Linked DNA regions of Homo sapiens: region 1 is linked to region 2. Evidence: chromatin loops called from intact Hi-C (ENCODE). Cell type or tissue: K562. All regions are shown on one strand.

Region 1 (4,000 bases), 75 kb before region 2:
TGCTCTCCCCAACTCAAGATCCTTAAATTAATCACATCTGCAAAATCTCATTTGCTCTATAAGGCAACATTCACAGGTTCCAGGGATTACAATGTGGGTCTCTATAGGAGCCATTATTCAGCCTACTACACTTAGCTTTGTCTTTTTTATTTTAAAATCATACATAATTTAATTTGATTACACAAATATGCTTACTTCTTTATCTTCTCGTTTACTTTACTAATTCTGTTATGAAGTAGATTCAAATGAGAGCTTTGAAAAGAAATGATTTAAAATACTGGAACAAAGACTAGAATTATTGAATTAAAATAAACACATTATATCCGCTTTAAAAAAGCTATGACTCAGAATCCATAGATATCCTCAAAGCGATTTACATGAACTCTTCTCCCTTAGAGAAAATTTATCAAATCTATTAATCGATTACCAAGGTGACTGATTTGAGTAGCATATTTATGTACTTCTTTTCTGTTTAGGAGAATGACCAAAATGTAGGGCTCAGGTAGAAGAGGAAGCAGAGGTGAATTTTAATCTTCAGATTGTGTAATCAGTTCCCAGATGACTGAGAGCTGGCTTGTAAGTTCGATATATCTATGTAGAAAACTCACTTTGCTCCAGTGGGTTCTTATTTCCTTGTCCCAAAGAAACCCCCAGGGCCTCATTTGGTTAGATTTCATGCTACTAAAGCAAGTTTTCTAGTGTCAGCAGCTTATTTCCTCGCCTTCAGCAGCCTCCTGTGACATTGAGATTCATGCCTCAGCCCACCTGATCTGTGTAGTGACAAGAGAGCTTAAGCTCTGTGGTCAGACAGACCCACATTTGAATCCCAAATCCACTACTTAGTATGTGGTGCCCTTGAACTTAGTGCAAAGCTTTAATTCTCCATCAGCAGAGTGAGGCTAATATCTTTCACACATAGAGGTTGACTGGATTAAATGCAAACAGAGTGTTTATACTGATATCGCCTATCCCTCTTTGCATCCCCTTGGCAGCCATTCACCTTTGATTTACTACTACACCCACTACAGGGACAGGCAGAATGAAAAGATCCAGACTTCCCGTGTTAGAAGCAGACCTGACAGTGCTTCTAACTGTGCCTTTGCAGAGACAATCCTAGTAATACTAAAAGGTGAGTGTGAGGGCCTCCCCTCTTCTTCCCTAACAGAGCCCCAATTGTGTCCTGATGGCAGGCAGCTCTGTGCACCTTGCAGAGGGTGCTGCCTGACTAGTCTAAGCCAGTCATAATCATTACAGTCCTCTTTGCTGGTGACTAGCTCTGGGCTGACTCTGATTTTTTTCTGGTAGATGAGACATAAGAAAATAGAAGTTTTCTGAGGAAATTCAGGGAATGATTTCCTTCCAGGATTTTTAAAATTGGCTTCAATTCACTCCCTTGGCAAGAGAGTGAGGAATTCCCTCTCTAGGGATATAAAGACAGCTGGGCAGGTGAGATTTGCAGCAGTTTATTGGCCACATATACTCATAGCTCTAGGGGAGGAGGAGGGGAGTGGAGGGGAGCCCATGCCACACATGGCCACATGGGAAGGTGTTGCATTTGGGACCACGGCGAACAGCTAGGGGTAGTAGGGGGCAGGCTTTGTCATATCAACAGGATGTGGTTCTCCCCTGGTTCCTGAGGGGGTATGTGACGGGCTTGTTTGAATAATCCTGTGGGCTGTCAGGGAACTGAAACCTGATACTCAAGCGTGAATAGGAGCTGTGTCTGGTCACCTTGATAAGGAGGGTCTTTTCGCTAGGGGACCTTATCTGTGGGAGCAGAGTGGGGAGGAAGAATTTTAGTTGGGCCATAGGAGGCTCTAACATTTTCATGAGATGTCAAACCAATACATAATATTTGGCCTTTATTTTAGTCCTTACACCTTCCATTATACTGAGAGTCGAGGAAAGGGGGAAGGTGGAGAGAGAGAGAAAACGGACTTTTCTTTTCTCTTTGGCTATCATCTTGTGTGAACATGATGATTATAGTTAGAAGCATAACATCAATTTTGCAACTATGAAGAGACACTTTGCAAGCATTCCAAAGAGAGTAGAGAAAAAAGAAAGAACAAGCCTAGGTCCCCGATTGTTCTTTGAAGGGCTGGATTTCCCTAAAACTTTCTACTACCAGACTTGGTTTATATGACTTACTAAACTCCTATTGTTGAACTACTTTTAGTCTGTTATTCTTCCAGTTGTAGCTGAAGCATCCTGATGGGGAAGGCTAGATGTTCTTACTATTGGTAAGGGAACAGCTTTCCTGTAATTTTATATGTGTAATGTCTTTCCTGTGGCTAATATGGTTATTCATATTACATTAAGTTATGGTTATGCTATAAGAGTGGTTGGTGTAACCGTTTTGAGCGAGAGTGAAGTACTGGGATAATCAGAGAGAAAACTCCAATGAGAGGCTGTTGAGTCCCTTGGCCTGCTTTCCTGCCTTACAAAGAGAATATTACTTTTATATTACTCTTAAGCATAATTTTAACAAAATTTAAGCCAATGCTAATTCGTCAATCCCTAAAGTATAAGTTTATAATTTAAATTCATATACTTTATATTATAGCCACAGGTTACCCAATACCCTCAGGTTGCCTTGTGACCTGCAGGAAGATGGAGCTACCATGTATCATTTAAAAAAAATCCATTTTGCCATCTATGGAAAATCTACAATTAACATGAAGTATCTGCCTTAGAAACATGACAAGATAAGCCAAAATAAAATAAGGACCATGTTATAGAATAATGGAGAATATTCAAGATATCATGTTCTGATTTCTATCTTCTTTGCCTCTATATACTTAACAAAAATCAACAACAAAAAGAAAAAGGAGGATCAGGAAAAAATAACTAATGAATACTAGGCTTAATACCTAGATGATGAAATAATCTGTACAATAAACCCCCTTGACACACATTACTTATGTAACAAACCTGAACATCCTGGACATGTACCCCTGAACCTAAATTAAAAGGTAAAAAAAGACAAAGGAAATGATATTGCACTTTTCTTTTGGAGAAAAGTTGAATAATTTTGTTAAAATGATATTACGAAGTGATTTTATTTGCTTAAACCTTGCCTCAAATTATTTCTGAGCTTTTAAATGTTCCATGATGTTGTTTTGAAATTTGCCTATATATATAAAAACTTCTGTAATAAAATATTTAAAATTATTCCAATATATTCTCAATAAACCTCAAGGAAACTAACAAGACAACAGTGTTAGGTATTGGCATGCAATTTTCAAAATAATCCCAATATAATACTTTTTCTAGTAAAGCAATAAAAGTTACTGGGTTTTGGGGATTGAAAAAACTCTCATGAATTTATATTTAATAAAAATTTTATACTTTTTTGATAAAAAATAAAATGATTGTAAAATGATAAAACCGTTCAATTTTTGATGCTAGAACTCTGGTAGGCCAAGAAAGAACAGCTTTTCCTAATTCTATTGACTCTTTACCTTCTCAAAGGCTCAAGAAGACCAGACGTCCACAGCCTCCGAGGGCCACTCACCACATTAGATATCTGCACAAAGCCAGAAGTTATCCCCACGCTACCTGTGACCAAGTCTTACACGTGGCTCTCAGCCCCCTTGGCTGCTCTTCTTCACTTGGCATCTGAATAGCAGTGGCCAATGAATGAAGGGTCTTGTATACCATGCTAAGGACCTCTCAGTTCTGCATGTAATCGGGAATCCATTAAGGATTTTTAAGCTGGACGGTGGTGCTTCCAATAGCTTTATGGCAGTGCTTCCAATAGCTTTACGGCGGGACCACCGTAGTGAAGAGTATGTTAGAGGGGATGGAAGAGCGGAGCTACTGGGGAGGTAGTTACCATGATCAAGAGAAACAGAATAAACACCTGGGCTCCATCAGCGTCACCACAGATGCAAAGATATGCAGGCAGGCAAAATTGAAAGACCCCAAGTAGATACACTGAGGAGGAAGAGGGAAACAGGACAGTGACAGGGCTAAGGGAAGCTAGTTAGAATTGTGCTTA
Region 2 (4,000 bases):
CCATTTGCTTTGTACATTATTTCTCCATCCGTTTGTTTTTACCATATATTTGTCATTACATGTGAGATGGGTCTCTTGAAGACAGCTGATATGGTTTGTCTCTGTGTCCCCACCCAAATCTCATGTCAAATTGTAATTTCCAATGTTGGAGGAGGGACCTGGTAGGAAGTGATGGGATCATGGGGGTTGTTCTCTTGTTGTTCTCATGATAATGAGTGAGTTCTCATGAGATCTGGTTGTTTAAAAGTGTGTAGCACTTCTTCCTTTGCTCTCTCTCCTGCCACCATGTGAAGACGTTCCTTACTTCCCCTTTGTCTTCTGCCATGATTGTAAGTTTTCCAAGGCTTCCCCAGCCATGCCTCCTGTACAACATGCAGAACTGTGAGTAAATTAGGCCTATTTTCTCCATAAATTACCCAGTCTCATATATGTCTTTATACCAGTGTGAGAATGGACTAATCCAACAGCATACAAGTGGGTCTTGGTTTTTTACCCAGGCTGCCATTCTGTGTCTTTTAATTGGGTCATTAAGCCCATGTATATTTTAGATTAGTATTGATATGTGTGGATTTGATTCTGTCATCATGATGTTAGCTGGTTATTTTGCAGACTTTTTAGTGTGGTTGCTTTATAGTGTCACTGGTCTGTGTACTTCAGTGTGTTTCTGTTATGCCTGGTAACAGTTTTTCCTTTCCATATTTAGTGCTTCCTCAGGAGCTCTTGTAAGGCAGGTCTAGAAGTAACAAATTCCCATATTCCCTCAGCATTTGCTTGTCTGAAAAGGATTTTATTTCTCCTTTGCTTATGAAGCTTAGTTTGGCCAGACATTAAATTCTGGCTTAGAATTTCCATCCTTTAAGAATGTTGAATACTGGTGCCCAGTCTCTTCTGGCTTGTAGGTTTCAGCTAAGTGTTCCACTGTTAGTCTGATGGGCTTCTCTTGTAGGTGACCTGACCATTCTCCCTAGGTGCCTTAAAATTTTTTCTTTCATTTAGACCTTGGAGAATCTGATGATTATGTGTCTTGAGAATGATCTTTTGAAGTATCTGACCAGGGTTCTTGGCATTTCCTGAATTTGAATGTTGGCCTCTCTAGTTAGGCTGGGGAAGTTTTCATGGATGATATCCTGAAATATATTTTCCAAGTTGGTTCCATTCTCAACATTTCTTCCAGGTACACCAATCAGTCATAGATTCAATCTTTGTACATAATCCTTTATTTCTCAGAGATTTTGTTCATTCCTTTTCATTCTTTTATCCTCTATTATTGTTGCCTTTTATTTCAGAAAGCCAGGCTTCAAGCTCTGATATTATTTCCTCTGCTTGGTCTATTCGGTCATAGATTCAATCTTTGTACATAATCCTGTTATTTCTCAGAGATTTTGTTCATTCCTTTCCATTCTTTTTTCCTCTATTCTTGTTCCCTGTCTTTTGTTTCAGAAAGCCAGTCTTCAAGTTCTGAGATTATTTCCTCTGCTTGGTCTATTCTGCTATTAATTCTTGTGATAACATTATTATATTCCTGTAGTGTGTTTTTTCAGCTCTGTCAGGTCAGTTACAGAGCTTTACTGGATATTTTGTCTTTTCTTTACTGGATATTTTGTCTGTCAACTCCTGCAACGTTTTATCATGATTTTTAGTTTCCTTGCATTGGGTTTCAATGTACTCATGGAGCTCAATGAACTTCATTCCTATCCATATTCTGAATTTTATTTCCGTCATTTCAGCCATCTCAGCCTCTGCATAGTTCCAAACACTTGCTGGAGAGGTAATGTGGTCATTTGGAGGAAAGAAGGCACTCTGGCTTTTTGAGCAATTTTTTGCTGATTCTTTCTCATCTTTGTGGGTTTATCTACCTTCAATCTTTGAGGTAACTTGTAGGGAGACCCCCTGAAACTATTGCTATGGAATAAAAGAGGAAATGCTCCTGATTATTGTAAATACAAAATCGCATGCAAGATTGTGTTAAGACAATGCCAGGTTGGACTGCCAGAATGAGCCAACAGCATGTGATGTGCTTCCCCCTGCAGAGAGCCTATGAACGGACTTGCAGTCAGGGAGGTTTCACATCACCAAGATTCCTATCCCAGAAAAGCAGATGTTTGTAGCTCTGGGGATGGAAAGTGACCCTTGTGGAGAGCCTAGAATTGGATGCATGAGGGGCGCCTGTTCATATGGATAAGATAAGGCTATAAACGCCCTCATCTTGCCATGGCTCTTCGAGGCCTCTTTAGGGTTAAGGCATACTCCCTTCTGAGAATTTCTGGTCTAACCGGTTGTCTAGCTTCACATCCTGTTTCTATGGATTGTTTGTAACCAGCTTTTGCTGCAACTGTTACTGCTGATTAATATCTTGCTAGTCATAGGTTACGAGAAGACTGTGTTTCTATTTTAAGACTCTGTTAGAAATTACTGATGCACACACTATATTGTAAATTCTTATCTCTGTATACTGTACTTCTGCATACAGATGTTATGTTAAAGAATTTCTTCATCCTCATGTGACCATCTCACCTCATAATCAAACAACCCTAAATCCCTCACTAACCTACCCCTGCCCTCACTAAACTCAATAATAAATGCTGGTATATCCAGTGCATTGGCGGCATCACGGGACTAGAAGGCGGTGACCCCCCTGGACCCAGCTTTCACTATCTTGTGTGTGTCTATTATTTCTTGACCTGCCGATCCGCCTGGGAACAAAGAAAGAGCCCTGTTGCATTGTGGGCTGCTGGCCAGATCCTGCAATAGTTACTAATCTTTGAATGTTTTTTCTTTTATCCTATTTGATGACCTTGAGGGTGTGATTGTAGTATAAGGTGGATTCAGTTGTCTGGCTTCATTTCTGGGAAATTTTAAGTGGCCAATGCTCAGCCCCCAACTCCTGGGCTACATGCTGTAACTCTGGAGGACTTGTATTGGGTCCTGACTTTGTTGTCTGGCTCCTTGAGGTTTGGAGTCCACCACTCGGGGTGGGGGTGGTGGCAAGATGCAGTAGCTGCAGCAGAGTGCTAGTGGATGCAGTGGTGGCTGGCTCCCTGTGGATGTTAATCACAGTGAGGGAGGCAAGGCAGCTTAGGAGGAAAGCGGAGGTCGGGGGGGCCTGCTGAAGACTGTGTGTGCTGTTGCATGGAAGTGGAGTTGGCTTGGACAAGGTGCTGGCCAGTGCAGGTCTGGGTACCTTCTCTGTGCTCTGCAAGCTGGAGTGATGGCTCAGGGAGGATACCTTGTTCTCTTCCCAGTGTTAGAGCAAGAGCAGGGCACTGGCTGAGGTGGGGTTTGCTGGCTCTGTTCCCATCAAGGCTCCCTCTGCAGTGGCAGTCTGGTGGGGTTGAGAGGTGTACTGCACTCACACATGCTGGTGGAGCAAGTAAAGCAAAACCTGCCCATGCAGACATGCATCAGTAAAGTGATGTGGGGAGTTGCCATGGGATTAGGGGAAGCTGCACTATGGGGAGGGTGCATGTGGGTTGGTATGCAGCCTTAGAAGCTGCCTCTCTGGAGCTCTTCACTGCTCAGGGATGGTCTGCTGGCACAGAAGCCATGGTGTGGATTCTCAGGGAACCCAAGACTGCCCTATAAGAAGTCATGGCCAGGCTGGGGCCCCTAGAGAGGTCAGCAGACCAAGGAGTGCTCAGGTTGAACCAGCCCCATCTGAGGTGCTCCACCGCCCTTCAGAGGTCAAATCTGTCAGTTCCCTTAGGGCTAAAGTCTCCTATGGCAGCAAGTTGAGCCTAGAGGGATGTTCTTCCCTGGCCCTTCTCCACTACAGCCACTCCCACCACCACACCGCAGCCACTCTGCGCTTCACATCAGCTCGCCTGCTGCCCCACCACTTCTCTAAGCAGCTCCTCCTGCCACCTCAATTGTCCATGGTGGTCGAAGGGTTCCCTCCTGTCAGGAATCCAGAGGCCCATGACAAGAGTGGGTTGCTCCTTGCCAGTTCAACTAACCCATTCCCCCAGAGCTGTTGTGGTTCAATAATGAGCCCCAGTGTGCA

Evidence for each region. Peaks named below come from ENCODE experiments on the same cell type or tissue, not always from the same donor. Only the 100,000 strongest peaks of a DNase experiment are listed, where the experiment ranks them.
Region 1: a loop joins it to region 2, with 5 times the contacts of the local background. A loop is called at or near these places in 1 of 110 quality-filtered maps.

What each region holds. Positions count from the first base shown.
Region 1 is chr1:70,674,288-70,678,287 of GRCh38, forward strand. No RefSeq gene overlaps it. Among named protein-coding and RNA genes, the nearest start is that of LINC01788, 30 kb to the right of the region's middle. RefSeq lists a cis regulatory region at 611-2,027. In K562, a CTCF peak has its summit at 1,612; DNase peaks (open chromatin) are centred at 914 and 1,704.
Region 2 is chr1:70,749,724-70,753,723 of GRCh38, forward strand. All of the region lies in intron 5 of LINC01788 (long intergenic non-protein coding RNA 1788), which reads left to right. Among named protein-coding and RNA genes, the nearest start is that of LINC01788, 45 kb to the left of the region's middle. In K562, no CTCF peak of the experiment used is centred here; a DNase peak (open chromatin) is centred at 2,128.